2 separate regions of the Homo sapiens genome follow, and region 1 is linked to region 2. The links are chromatin loops, found by intact Hi-C in ENCODE. Cell type or tissue: Caco-2. All regions are shown on one strand. Each heading gives the region's core, and the rest is flanking DNA. Links, peaks and the distances in the headings are about the cores only.

Region 1 (2,919 bases), core at 138-2,637, 93 kb after region 2:
TCGTGCCAATTTTGTGTGTGGGTTGAGTGAATATGGGAAATCTCTGTGCTTTCTGCTCAATTTTGTTGTGAACCTAAATCTGTTCTAAAAAATAAAGTCTATTTGAAAAATAAAAGGGTTCCTGAACATTTACCATCTGTAGACATTGTTATGAAAGAATTGAGGGTAAGTTTTAGCAGCCCCGAAAGGTAAACAGCTATTAGCAACTGAAAAACATCACGTTATTTTGAAATCTTTCAATAAGTGATTAATGGAGTCAACACTTATTGATTGGGAATATATATAATATCATTTCGTGTGTGTGTATACACACACACACACACACACACACACACACACACACACATATATATATATGAATGAAACAGCAAGAAAACATGTCTAACACTTAACTCCTTTAAGACTTGACTGTTTGAAGGCCAGGCGTGGTGACTCATGCCTGTAACCCCAGCACTTTGGGAGGCCAAGGCAGGCGGCTCACCTGAGGCAGGAGTTCAGGACCAGCCTGACTAACATGTTGAAATCCCATCTCTACTCAAAATATCAAAATTAGCCGGGCGTGGTGGTGGGCGCCTGTAATCCCAGCTACTTGGGATGCTGAGACAGGAGAATCGCTTGATCCCAGGAGGTGGAGGTTGCAGTGAGCCAAGATCACGCCATTGCACTCCAGTCTGGGCAACAGAGCAAGACTCTCAAAAAAAAAAAAAAAAAAAAAGACTTGGCTGTTTGAATTCTAGAGCATATTTTTCCTTAAAAGTGATGTAAGTTCTTCATAATCTTGTTACACACTCTCTCTGGGAAAATGCATTCCATATACGAATGGAAATACTCATATCATACCTATATGGGAAACTCCATAAAAGCAGCAATCATAAAAGGCTCAGTGCCTGGTACATTTATCCAGTCTAAGATCAACCAATAAGATGAACCATTAGTTTACAGACTGCTAAGAAAGCCAAGTAAACTGATACAATGCTTTCTTTTCATTTACAATTATTGAAGAAGCTTTTAGATAATTAGATTTTTCCATGTGTCAACCATGTACCTACATGAAAATTAAAATAAGTTGGCCAAGATTTTCTTAACACATCTTCACCTGCCCAGTTTGCCTCTTCTCAATCATTTTAACTCAGATGCTAATGTCCATTTCTTCCATCATATGCTCCACTATTGTCTCTGGGACATTTTTCTAGCTGTCCTATACTCAATATGCCAGTTTTGAGGCTGGTGCTTTTTTGTTCTTACCTAGTATCACGACAGAGGGCCTTTAGAATAACTAAGACTCATATCTTTGGTGACTAAAAGTGCCACAAGGTTAGCAGTTGTCGAGTCTTGCCGAAAGAATTACAAGTGGATCACTATACTCTTCAGTGAATATATTCTTTACTGTTCAGATACACATCTGTGAAAGCGATCAAGAACCTATATACTGGGTGAGTTATATGGGGGCTCTGGGACATCTGTTCCAGACTACTGAGTCATTTCTTCTTCAGTTTGGCTGAAGTGTGTGTGTGCATGTGTATGTGCAGGCGTGTAGATAAACGATAACATCTTTGGGTAAGAACTCTTAGGAATTGTTTTGCAGTTTATGATTAACTTATGGCTACAACTTTCAGCCACCACCAATTGTGCAAAGTATCACAGAAACTTTTCACAGCCTCTGCTCATGCCTTTGATCTCTGTAGTACCTTTAACATTTCAAAAAAAATTTACAGCCTTTTAAAGCACACTGAGTTTTTATCAGCATTTCCTATCTGTCTAAATTCAACTTTTTTTCCCAGTTAAATCACTAGAAAATAAGTAGCTACAGTTCAAAGTCAGCAGGAAGTTTGATAAATTGATGTTCTACGCTTCAACAACAGTCCTGTGTAACCTATGAATTGGACATACCAGCCTCTTACTGCTTTGAAATTCCTTTCATCTCTTTGAAGAGATCTACCAATTTTTCCTGCTTTCAGTTGCATAATTTGTCACCTAGGACGCAATACTTTTGCCATAACTCTGTAACACAGCTTCAGCTACTTGTCTTCTGCCTCAGGCCCTCCACAGTTCCTGGTTGCTTCTTTGCAAAAATAGCAACTGAGGTCATTCTTGTACAAAAATTTGCTTCACTAATCCCAAATTTACATCCTGTTGCTCTACTTCTATAACTTTCTACACATATAAACCCGTTTTTAAATTTTGAGTCACAATTTAAAATATTTGAAGATATTTTATATGCAACTAAACTCAATATGTGTTTACCAACAGTATACATCAACACAATTGTTATGTCCAAATTTGCACAAGCTCACATAATGACAATGACTTATCATTGCCATCTAGTCAATGGTGATAAGATGCTATCAACAGTAAATACATCCTGATTTCAGAGAAATTAAAATGTGGGGGCAAATGTACATTTCAAAAGTAAGGCATAAGTGGATACTCCTTTAATTTATGTAAAAAAATCATTTCCAAAAATGGACATCAGAAATTCCTCCCATCTCTGTATAGACATGCCATTCCTCCCATCAAGAAACAAAGTCCTGGTCCCTCACTTGTGACTTGCTTTCAGCAACAGAACATGGCAGAAGTGAGATTCTGAGACTTTAAGCTCAAGTATTAAGAAGCTTGGGCTACAGTCTAGAGAAGGGGTTGGTGAACTATGGTCCAGTGGGTCAAATCTGGTCTGTTTTTATACTGCCTCTGAGCTAAGGATAGCTTTCATATTTTAAAAGAGTTTTAAAATAAGAAAATATGTGACAGAGATCGTATGGGCCCCAAAGCTATGAGGCCTAAAGTATTTACTAACTGGCTGTATTTATTTGCTAGGGTTGCCTTAACAAAATACCACAGACTCAGTGGCTTCAACAACATAAATTTGTACCTTCACAGTTCTGGAGGCTAAAAGTCCAACATCAAGATGTCAGCAGAGTT
Region 2 (2,919 bases), core at 186-2,685:
TGTGATTAAACAGAAGACTTATCATTCCAAAGAAGGTCACATCTGAGAGTGAAATGGGAGAGTATTAACAATTAAGACAGCAGGCACCCACTGACCCAGTCCCCAGCAAAGCACAAGGTATGGCCACCCTTCCAGGTGCCATGAGAACCAAAGAATGGTGAGCTTCTCACTTAATAAGGCCAACCAGAAAGGTGCTGTAAACCAAAAGGTATCTGAGACAGGTCTCAATCCATTCAGTTTATTTTGCCAAGGGTAAGGACATGCCTGGAAGAAAAAAAACACAGATCACAGAGACAGTCTGTAGTCTGTACCTTTCTCCAAAGATGAATTTGAAGGCTTCAGTATTTAAAGGGGAAAAGTGGGCCGGAGGGGAAAGAGGGAGGGTATGGTCATCCACATATTCCAAGAGAAAAGGAGCAGGTAGGGGATAGTCTGGGGCTCTGGAAATCAATAAATCAACACTTTGCGTGAGGTAAGGTGAACACAGAGTAGCTACCTGTGGAGATATTCAACCATTCATCTGTAGTATCTGCTTAGGAACAAAAGGAAACAGTTTCTTCCACGACTCAGCTTTCAGCTTAATTTTTTTTCCTAGTGATTTCCAATTTCCATAGTGGATTGGGGGCCCAGTTTTTATTTTCCTTTCACAGTGCAAAGCCCCGGTAAGCTGTAGGCAGGTTGGGGACCTAGACAGACAATCTGGGGGGAAAAAGTGTGAAGAGGAAGCTAGGGCATGGGGGTAAACCTGAAAGGAACAAACAGGGAAGAGACATAGCTTAAAGCTAAAGGTTCATGATATGGCACATCTGGGCCTGGGTCTCCACAGGGGCACTCCAGCCTTCCTCCTCATTCACCTGCCATTGCTACATTTAAGATCTATCTTCCCACCACAGCAATGGTGGCTTACTGGCTTTGGCCTACCTGGGTTTTTTCTCAGGCTCGGTTTGTTACCCAGGTTTCCTGAGCCCCAGGGCATTCATTCTCCCAACCCTGCCCTGCACATGTCTGCTCTACTCCTGAGCCCCCACACCCCAGCATCACCTCCCCAGGGAACCTTTCCCTTCATCTCTTTACCAGACTCCTGCATCACCCTGTATTTCCCCTCTCAAGGCTCCTCCCATTTATATTTTACTTGTTTAACACCCTTCTTTGCCTAATCGGCTCAATATTCTTTTCCCAGTCAGGCCTGGCTTCTAGTTGGTTCTCAACAAATATTACTGATTGAATGAATTACACATGAAAATGAAGCAAACAATTGTTGTTTTTGCTGGTGACTAAGTTTCCAAGAAAAATTTGAGGTAATGAATTGGTTCATTAAAAGTAGAAATATTTTAAAAATGAGCCTCTTAAGTATTTTTCTGAATGAACCTTTCTTTGCCAGCACAGTTGTTAAGAGCAACCCTGAGCCATTAATGGGCAGGAACAGCCTGAGACCCCTGTGGAGTCCTGAGTCAATGTGACATTGGCCTCTAGTGGACAAAATTGAGAATGCAGCAGCTCCAGGTAAAAGATGTCCTGTGGCACTAGTCACAACTGAAGGAAATGAAAATCTCAACGTTTCCTTTATTTTTCACTTCTACCATGCAAACTGAATTACATTACATTACATTACAAGGAGAGCCCATTGTCAAATTTTTGCCTAAATAATTAAAAAAATAAATTCAATACTTGGCATTCTGAGTATTAGTGTCTAGAAACATTTATTGACATCAGAGCCTCTACAGAGGCAGAGAGTGAGATTTTACACCACGACTGAGTGGGAGTCAATTTTCCTACCTTAATTCCCTTTTTCCTAAATAATCTTTTCCAGCCTCCTGGTATTTTCATTGGGATTGCAGGGTTGCAGGCTATCAGACAGTCTTGAGATAGAAGTGCATTTTATTTTTACATTTTTATTCTTAATTTTATTTTTTAAGAGATGGGGTTTTGCTGTGTTGCACAAGCTGGAATACAGTGACAAAAAAGCACTGGAGATATAACCTGATCTGGGCTAGGTCACCCCTCCTCAGGCATCCCGGTGGTGCTCTGCTCCAAGGAGGTCACCACATTGACACTGAACCCACATGACAGCTCAGAACTCCTGGGCTCAAACAATCCTCCGGCCTCAGCCTCCTGAGTAGCTGGAATGACAGGCATGCACCACTACCACGCCCAGCAAGGTGCATTTTAAACCACCTGCTAGTCAAAGGGTAAATGTTATCTCTGTAACAAGGAGAGAAAAAGCTGAGACCAAAGAAGGGACACGTTTAAATAAAAAGAGGATGCAAATTTGAGGGGTGAATATATGAACTATTTTTGCCTTACAAACAAATCAGATGACGATATGTATAGTCATTATTTACTTTCCTTCTTAGCACACTACCTGATGCCGTGAGATCCTGGAACATGCACCATGTGCCTATCCGGTTCTGGCAAGACGCTTCTAGCTGTTTTGACTTCATTTAACAGCTTCTCATCACTTTGTAATCTCCAGGTTTTTTTTTTTTGTTTATTTGTTTTTTTGAGATGGAGTCACGCTGTTGTTGCCCAGGCTGGAGTGCAGTGGCATGATCTCAGCTCACTGCAACCTCTGCCTCCTGTATTCAAGCAATTCTCCTGCCTCAGCCTCCCAAGTAGCTGGGATTACAGGCATGTGCCACCACGCCCGACTAATTTTTTTGTATTTTTGGTAGAGACGGGGTTGCACCTTATTCACCAGGCTGGTCTCGAACTCCTGACCTTGCGATCCACCCACCTCGACCTCCCAAAGTGCTGGGATTACAGGCATGAACCACCGTGCCCGGCCTGTAATCTCCAGGTTTTAAGGCCATGACTGCCCACTTGCCTAACTCAAGCCCTTATAAATATCCTTAAATATCTCTTATTCTTTATCTGTATGCAGGCTGCCGAGCAAGAAATAAAATCTTTAAAACCAAAATA

The links. Hi-C counts contacts between places; a loop is a spot of excess contacts. Peaks named below come from ENCODE experiments on the same cell type or tissue, not always from the same donor. Only the 100,000 strongest peaks of a DNase experiment are listed, where the experiment ranks them.
Region 1: it touches region 2 in a loop (7-fold over the local background); 2 of 110 quality-filtered maps call a loop at or near these places.

Annotation. Positions count from the first base shown.
Region 1 is chr12:62,890,411-62,893,329 of GRCh38, forward strand. All of the region lies in intron 1 of PPM1H (protein phosphatase, Mg2+/Mn2+ dependent 1H), which reads right to left. The region is part of intron 2 of LOC105369795 (a long non-coding RNA gene); the gene reads left to right. Among named protein-coding and RNA genes, the nearest start is that of PPM1H, 43 kb to the right of the region's middle. In Caco-2, for the core only: no CTCF peak of the experiment used is centred there; DNase peaks (open chromatin) are centred at 1,611 and 1,981.
Region 2 is chr12:62,797,852-62,800,770 of GRCh38, forward strand. The region is part of intron 3 of PPM1H (protein phosphatase, Mg2+/Mn2+ dependent 1H); the gene reads right to left. Among named protein-coding and RNA genes, the nearest start is that of PPM1H, 140 kb to the right of the region's middle. In Caco-2, for the core only: a CTCF peak has its summit at 1,476 (motif pointing left); DNase peaks (open chromatin) are centred at 1,460 and 2,120.